Regions from separate parts of the Homo sapiens genome. Here region 1 is linked to region 2. A link is a contact called in ENCODE Hi-C or POLR2A ChIA-PET data. All regions are on one chromosome and are shown on one strand. The core of a region is the stretch at or near the end of the contact, and the rest is flanking DNA. Distances in the headings are between cores, read along the strand shown.

Region 1 (4,285 bases), core at 1,739-4,238, 250 kb before region 2:
TTTATCAAGTTTCCCATTCCTGGAAAGTTTATGACACAGTGAATTGACTCAAAGTAGATTATATTTTACCTTAGGAACAACAATAGAATTGAAGAGTTTTGTTCTTGATTTAACATCAAATAAATTTTAGATACAGCCATAATATGTCACAAAGGCAAAAACACAACAGTTTTAAACCTCTATAATCAATTACAAGAGTAAAATTAATGTCCAAGCCATTTAAAATGGGGTTAAGTTGATTATATGTTTTCTAATAAAAAGGGCTCTGTGTCTATGTGTGTGTGTGTCTATAAAATACAAATTTTCCTTGTTTTTCCACCTCTTCCTTGACGGTCCATTCTGTACACTGGCACCAGATTAATCTTTTACAGGTGAGACTCCAAGTTCACAAACCTTCCCCAGCTCACCTTCATTCACAGGGCCAAGTTGGAACCCTTAGCATAAAAGTTCCCCTCACAAGAGCCTCAGCTCCCTCCACACTTCTCCAACTCCTTCTAAATCCTCGCCTGCTGCTTAGCAAACTAGTTAACAGCTCCTGGCCCTTCACATGCATCCCCTCTCTTTCCCTGCCTTGATTCCTTGGTTCTCCTATCTGCTCAACCCGTGACCACCTCTCCACCACAGCAAATCCTGCTCGTCCTTCAAGACTCTGCCCAAGTCCTCTTAGGCCTCGCACACCATCCCTCTAGGCAAAAGGACTCCCCCTGTCCGACCCTAGAACACAGATTCAGCAGGGCATCATGGCTTGTGCTACCCAGGCTGGCTGGCTGAATCCCTCTGCCACCGTACTTCAGGAAGAAAGGGAGAAAACAAATTTACTGAGGACCTCCTATGTGTCAGGTACCCAGCCGAGCATTTTTATAAATGTTCTCTCACTCCTTACCAGGTGGGTACTGGCATTTTCATTTTGACAGCTGGGAACACAGAGAATAAATAACTTGTTGAAGTAACTCAGCTGAGAAGTGATAGGACCAGAATATAAGCCTGGAAAGGACACGGGAAGGATATAAAACTAAAAAATCAGGAGATCTCCAATTTAATTAACCTTTCTGAATCTCATTTTTTTTTTTCTCATTAACGGAAATGGCTAACAACACCTACCTCATGGAAATGTGCAAATTAACTGAGGACATTATTTTGAAAGGCTTTATCAGCTGTGGAGGTTTCTTTTCTCTTGGTGCCTAGCACACTCCAATGCTTAATAAATATTTGTTACTAGATTGATTTCTACGTCTTCTCTTAAAAGCTGCACTATCTGTTAGTCTCCCATGCCACGTCTCCCTGCTCTTAGCTGGTTACGATAATATTCGTGTACCCAACTTTGAAAAAGAAATCATGCCATGATTTGCTGAGAACCATTTCCAGGTCCAGCATGATGAGAGAGTCAACACTTACCTGCACACATTTGCAAATATTGCGTAATGTGCTCAGGAGAGAGAATTCCTCCCAGTATTTTTGTAACCTGTGTTCGGTGGTGCTAACTAATTCTAATGTGTAACATCAGTTTGCTTCTCCCCCTTGAAAGATAGCAACTGTCAATAATCATCACCGTGTCTCCCACTTGCAGAGCTCACTTAAACCGTCTAAAAACCCTTGATAGGGAGTGATATCAGCCTTTTCCCTCTGGACCAAGCTACCTAAGGAAAGCAGTATTGGTCTCATGCTAAGTCATTTGTTTTTGCTAAGAGTTTTATTGTTCCTTCACACGATAGTGATAACTGAGTTTTGGCTTCTAACTTATCTTTCCATGCCTTCTGAGTATTTGCACACTATATTTGGCATATTTCATGGTCTGTGCTTCTGTTCTTTATTTCGATTTTCAGTTTCCTCCTTCGCCCCTCCTTCTTTCCATGATTACCCAGCTGAGCTCCATGCAAACATGTCTTCTCTATTTATTCACATCACAATATCATTTTGACCCTCAGCTTTCCTATTTCATGTTTCAGAAATTTCCCCAAACAGTACTCCCTTGCCCTGGTGTAATTAGAGCTCCTATCTCTGAACCTCTAGAGTTACAACTTGCCCTGATCCACAGTTTCTTTCCTGCTTGTGAATTTCCTTTCCTCTAAGTAGTAAAATTAGTAACTCTTTGCATTTCTTAATTGTAGTTTCAACAGCTTGGATTCTTTTTGTAGGAAACTTGCTTACTCTTTGGAGCTCCTTTTCCACCACAACTAGGCCGTACAAAACCAAAGTTATTTTTAAGATGGAGTGGTCCTCAAAAATAGGCACCAACCAGTGCTTTTGTACATAAAGTCAATAACTTCTAGATATAGATTTTCTTTCTCTACCATACGCCCCTGCTCTATACAATTACCCAGTGATCAAAACAGAAACCTTAGCCAAACAAACGCATCCTATGGTGTGCAATGCTTTTCCTTTCTTATCCAATATACAAGGCTTTTTCACTCTGCCTAGTTCAACTCTTCATAAATATTAATCGGTCCCATTGATTCATCTTTCCATTTTACAGCCATTAATAGACACCTCTCTGGATGGACATCACATAGTTTATCCACTTTAACCAGGCTGATCGATTCTCTTTTCTGAAGAACGCTTGCTTTAGAGAAGTCAGGGAAACCAATTTCTCTTCTTGTTTTCTTTTACCAGTCTTCTGAAGAAGAGCCAAAGGTGAGAGGCGCTCTAACCCATGAGGCTTTTTTTTCCCCTTCCTTTCTGTCCTCACTCACAGCACCTCTTTCTTTGCCCCAAAGCGCTCCCGCCACATCTGTGCCCCAATACCACTTGTTACTTAGCATCCATGCTGGCTGGCTGCCGTGGCCACACTTACAGGTGGTGTGGGTGGGCACTGTTCTCGGTCCACACATCCTCCCCAAGAACCCTGTTGAATGGAGATGTGACAGGGCCAGGGGTCACTTAAAGATTGTTCACAGGCTGCTAACAGGCTGGGGGAACAGTGGGTCCAAGTCAGAGCTGCTCTTGCCGTGGGTGATGGCTGGTCTTCTTTGGTTAAGCTGACCCAGCACTGCTCAGCCAAGTCTCTCATGGTCAAGTGTTATTTCTTCCAGGTAGTGGCCCAAACAAACATTCTTGGAAGGCCACTTTCCTTTGTTAACTTTATTAACAGATAAGTCTCTAGTACGAAAGAGTTCTGGGGCCACCTGAGGCATAGGGACAGTTTCTGTGCTGCTTGAGAATAATCCCTTTGGGAGATCATTCGCTTAGCGGCCAGAGACTTGTGTGAGCCTGAGAGGTAATTAGGTTATAGGTGCCGAGCAGATCCACTTGTACCAGCTGTTCTGGAAGAGAAAGCAGATGTGTGAATGGAAGAAAGAGATGCATTCGAGGTTACAGAATGAAGGTCAGCGGGAAAGATGAGAATTCAGGATTCTCACTGATAGTTAGAGGTTTGTTGGTTTTTAATTCCCAGAAGAATCATGAAGAATGGATAGTAATAATAATACTTGACCCATGCACACTCTTTTATATACTAGACACTGTTCTAGTGGTTTAAATGTATTCACTTATTTGATCTTCATACCACCCATAAAAGTCCCCATTTAATAGATGAGGGAAAAGGACACCCACAAGTTCAGTAAGGTGGCCAGGGTCACACAGGGAGAAGGATGTAGGACCAGGACTCAAACCCTGGCAGTCGGGACCCATAGCCTTAACTGTGTGTGTGCGCACGTGTGTGTGAGAGAAAGAGACAGTGGGGTATGTTTCAAAGACAGACATGGAGGTGGTGCTATGCATATGGTTCATATGAGTCCCCTCCAAAGACTATTTCCAGACTAAATAGTGGCTCCAAAAGCTGACATTTACTGAGCGCCTATTAAATCTTCTCGAATTCTTACAATAATTCAGCAAGAATTTTCAGTTTTGAGGTGAGAAAACAGAGATTCAGAGAAGCGAAGCGAATTGGCCAAGATTACCCAGATAGTAAGGCAGATGGCGGACCAAGACTTGAGTCCAGAGGCCAAGCTCTTTGTGGCCCACCTTGTCTGGAGAGGGCCCCCTCACCTTGTCAAGTGTATGAGTCAATCAGACTATGAAGTAGCTCACAGAACTCTTTCATAAATTTGTTTGCATTTTCATTACACATATTATCCAAAAGAATCTTGTATCCTATGTCATCTGGCTGATAAATTTCTGATCTCACTCTATGGATCACTGGAAGAAGAGAATGGACTCCTCCTTGCTGATCATTTTTATGTGGAATATCAAACCAATGTTGTGGATTCATTGACATGCATATACTTCAGAACTAAAGAGAGAGCACAGTGATAGTCCCTGAATGCTTGCCCTAAGGAAGGAGCTTCCC
Region 2 (4,164 bases), core at 645-3,144:
TATCTTAAATTACAAACTCTACCAGAAGAAAATGTCACCCTTCTGCTGGGGTCCGGAAGGCTTTGTGTGTGTTAACAATCATCTTGGAACCTGCGCTCAAGACGACCTCAAGCACACTTTGTTCTTCAGCTCTGGACGTGTCGTGGCCGTCAGGGTGAAGAGAGAGATGAGAACAGAGGCTTGGACAGGACAGCCCTGGCTGACCAGTCAAGTGTAGAAGACACATACATACATTTCCTTTTTTCCTTTTCTTTTTCAACTTTTATTTTAGAGTCAGGGAGTACCTGTGCAGGTTTGTTACAAGGTATATAGCATGATTCTGAGCTTTGGGGTACGATTGGCACCCAGGTAATGGGCATAGCACCCAACAGGTAGTTTTTCAGCCCTTGCCCCTCCTCCCCTGTCCCTGGTCTAGTAGTCCCCGGTGACTATTGTTCCCATCTTTATTCATGATAGCAAAAACACAGAATCAACCCAGTTTCCCATCAATGGTGAATTGGATAAAGATGTGGTTCATATACACCGTGGAATACTACACAGCCATAAAAAAGAATGAAATCAGGTCTTTTGCAGCAACATGGATGTGGCTGGAGGCCATTAACCTAAGCGAATTAATGCAGGAACAGAAAACCAAATATATCATGTTCTCACTTATCAGTGGGAGCTAAACACATACCTTTCGGAAGGCACCAGAACACTGGTTTGTTCCTGCTTTGTCTTGGCACCAACCCACTTGGCCCCTGACTCATCTTTCTCTACAACACTCCTGTTTGCTTTTCTCTACCATGGAGAAGGTATGTCTCAGTGGAAGAACTATGGGAGGTATTCAGCCCAAACATCCTCTAAGACAGTAAAGTGTTAACAGCTTAGAAAGAGCTGCAGACTATTAAAATGTGAGCTGCGTTAGTCAGCTGAACCGAGAATTCTCATCCTGGCCCTTGCTCTTGGAGGGAATGCATGCCTTAGTGCTTACTCAGCTCTTAAACAGGGTTTGTTGTTTTGTGTGTTTTTGTTTCCCGTGACTGTGTGTGTTTGACTTTTTTTAAACTGTGGTTTAAGAAAAAAAAAAAAAGTTGATCAGTAAGTCAAAGTGTCAGAACTGTCTGGGTTGAAGCAGGCACTCATAGGGAAGCAGGAAGACCAGTCTGTAGGTTTAGGGGAGGGGAGCAGAGGAAACAGAATTTTCATTCCACACCAAGCCTGCAAAATCATACAGACAGGAGAGCCCAGACAAAGCTAAATGTCATTTTCTTTATCCTAATTTATTGATTTCTGCTGGCTGTCGGGAGCTCTCGGGGAGGAAGCATGCTGAGTCCATAGCTAATGCTTTTCGTTGTTCTCACAGTTAGTGGGCCCTGGAGCTTGGGGAAGGGGGTGGCATAAGTGCAGGGAAATGGTGACGAGATGCAAAAGAATCATGGTGGCCAGAGCAGAAAATGTGTGCTCACATTTCTCTCTCTGCAGTGTTTCTGAAATGGCCTCTTCATTTACTTGAAAGAGACCTCATGCCAAAAAATGCATAGCATCATCCCCCACCTGCTCAGTCATGCCTTGAATCTCAAGCCCAGAAACGCAACTGCTGCCGGTGGGGGGTGCACCCCAAAAGTCCTCATCCTGAGAACACCTGTTAAAAAGTCCACGATGGCAGAAATCCCTGGTGCTGCATGGAGAATCTCCACTCAGGTGCGTCACCCCCTAGACGTTAGGAAGGTCCGGGGCAGGTGTCCGGTGGGGTCAGGGAGACACGCAGGTTCAAGGTTGTTCTACAACCCTGAGAGAAATGTCTGGGCCTCAGAACGTCAAGAGAGCTGGTTCTTCAGAGTTCTATTTTCCATTCCGCTACTTTGAGAGGGATGTGGGCTTTCATTGTGCTCGTTATTTTCATGAAAACTCATTACAAAACTGAAACCAACATCACAGAACAATGAGGAATCACCAGCCCATTGAACAAGTGCAGAGCGGCACATATGACCACTGCAATGCTTCCTTTCCAAAGCTCTTTTGCTCTTGCGTGGAGTGGCCCCCGCCACGGGCTTTCCCAGGTCACACCTGCTCCACACTTCTCTCCAGGTGCCTCTGTCCCCTGAGGCCTCACCTCGGGCCCGGGTCGCCCTGCACAAACAGCCCCTGGGCGGGCACACAGCACTGACTCTGCTGCAGTCTCCAGGTTCCCGAAGCCAGCTGCCTACTGGACACTGCACCCTTAAAGTCCCACCGATGCATCCCCAACAGGGTCTCCTCCACGGCCCCCCTTCCTGGTGAAGTCTGATCAGCTTCCAGCCACACAGATGTGAAGACTCATTGTCTCCAAGGAGCCCCAGAGTCCGGTTGATTCCCCTTCTGAATGTCTCCTCATTCTGACCTCCTCCTTCTCACACCCACTGCCCTCCACCCAGCCTGGCCTCAGCCCAGAAGGGCCTCCTCTCCAGCCTCCGTCCGGGTCTCTGTCACCTCACCTGTACTCTGCCCTCCACCTCACCTCTACTCTGCCCTCCGCCTCCCTCTGGAAGGCTGCTGTCCTCCTCCGGGGTCCTTCACTGCTCACTGAACCACCTCTCAGTCTGACCTTCAAGGACCCAAATCTACCAACTCACTCTTCTCTTATTCTCTAACACCAACCCTCAACACCATCAGGCTGTCCCCTGCCACTCCATGAATGTCCGTCCCTCATACCTGTGTCCCCACCATCACCTTATTTAAAATGCCTCTCCCTCTGATCTGCCCATTCAACGCCTCATCGAAGCCCAATTCCAGTCCCTCCCTCCCTGTGGCAACCTTGCCTGACTCTGCAACAACTGCAACCCCATCCTTCTCCCTGCCTTTGTGTCCCCATGTTGCTTCATTATAGTGGGATGTCAATAGGCATTAAAAGGTTGCTGTCTCCTCTACTTCCTTGTACCCATTGTCAAAGACCCCCACCGGCTTGTTCGCAAATTCAGAAAAACGTTCCCCTTCCTCAGAACACTACTGCTCAGAGATTGTCGCATTTACCAAGTCTGTTCACATTTATGAACACATTTATGAAGCCTGAGATGAATGGTGGCCCTAGGACTGCTGGTGACAAACCCGCCTGAGCCCAGCCCCCAAGGTGGCAGGATCACTTCCTACCCACTGTGCACACCAACTTCAGGTTCTTCATTTCCCAGCTTTCAAGTAGGCTTTGTCTATCTCTAGCGGAAACAATAAATAGTCTGAAAACCAAAGCACTTTTGATTTGCAAAAGGCAGGCTGCACTGAGAAAGAGATTTCTCTTAGAATTCTGAAGGATGCCTTCACACATCAAGAACCAAGTTAGAGCTTGGGAGTGCAGGTTTATGCCATGACTATGAGGAGCAGAAGTGAACAGAAAAATGTGGGTTGATGTCAGAGAATAGCTATTTATCTACCGGAAAGGAAATGATGGATTACCAATAGGCAAGAAGAAGGGAATCCACAGAGAATATAGCTTAGACACTTGGGACGAAACTGGAAATGTTTCCCCCAGCTCTCCCCCTCCAAACCGTGCCCCTCCCCCAGTGAAAACGCCAGCAGGGGAGGCAACCAGAAGTCTCAGAAACCCCAGGTGGGCTTGGAAGGAACTAATTAGCTTGGGAGAGCTAATATCTCAAAACAGTATTTACCATCTGATGGATTTTCCCTTCATGGGGATGCATCTCCTCACCGACACTGTAAATCAGCTGCCGGGGCAGGCCCGTGGCACAGGTGTGCACACACCTGGCAGCCTCAGCTCTATTCTCTGCTCACCAGAGTCCAGCAGCCAGCACATAATCCCCTTGTTAATACACTGCTCCACTCCTAATAAGAGCAGGGCAGCGTCCCAGGGCCTAAGGTTTACAGAGACTGCTGAAGAAGGGGCAGTTGGGTCCTTCACTCTTTGGTAGGGGAAGCAGGATAAAAGGGGCTGCTAGAATGTATGGCAGCGTGGAGGGCTGAGCAATGATTCAGAGCTGGGGGATCAGGGATGGCTTCATGGAAGAGGTGGAAATTGGCTTGAGTCTAGAAGGGTGAAGAGCGTGTGATATTGTTTCTTCATCGTCCACCTTCCTCAGACCAAGGAGAAAAGGGGACTTGGCCCCGTCAGAGGAGGTCACTGCCTGCTCCCTGCAGGGACAGGCGGGCCTGGCATCTACACCCTAGATTGGGCCCCTAACTCTACTTTGGTTA

Evidence for each region. Hi-C counts contacts between places; a loop is a spot of excess contacts on that map. ChIA-PET counts read pairs that join two places held with the same protein, here RNA polymerase II (POLR2A). Pooled maps may share reads with other maps.
Region 1: a map with no recorded cell type shows a loop between it and region 2 (5-fold over the local background). The contact joins two enhancer-like sites. A Hi-C loop is called at or near these places in 1 of 168 maps with a recorded cell type or tissue (esophagus muscularis mucosa), 1 of 37 single-sample maps with no recorded cell type and 2 of 50 pooled maps. POLR2A ChIA-PET finds 5 or more read pairs at or near these places in 1 of 52 experiments (PC-9).

Annotation. Positions count from the first base shown.
Region 1 is chr1:234,669,731-234,674,015 of GRCh38, forward strand. It overlaps LOC124904555 (a long non-coding RNA gene), which reads right to left. Exons shown (of 2, transcript XR_007066952.1): 2 at 1,672-3,260. Among named protein-coding and RNA genes, the nearest start is that of LINC00184, 43 kb to the left of the region's middle. Within about 2 kb of position 2,989, at least 3 of the 41 ENCODE cell types and tissues checked have a DNase peak (open chromatin) inside an H3K27ac peak, as active enhancers do.
Region 2 is chr1:234,925,102-234,929,265 of GRCh38, forward strand. No RefSeq gene overlaps it. Among named protein-coding and RNA genes, the nearest start is that of LINC02971, 30 kb to the right of the region's middle. RefSeq lists enhancers at 1,559-1,638, 2,399-2,488. Within about 2 kb of position 1,895, at least 25 of the 41 ENCODE cell types and tissues checked have a DNase peak (open chromatin) inside an H3K27ac peak, as active enhancers do.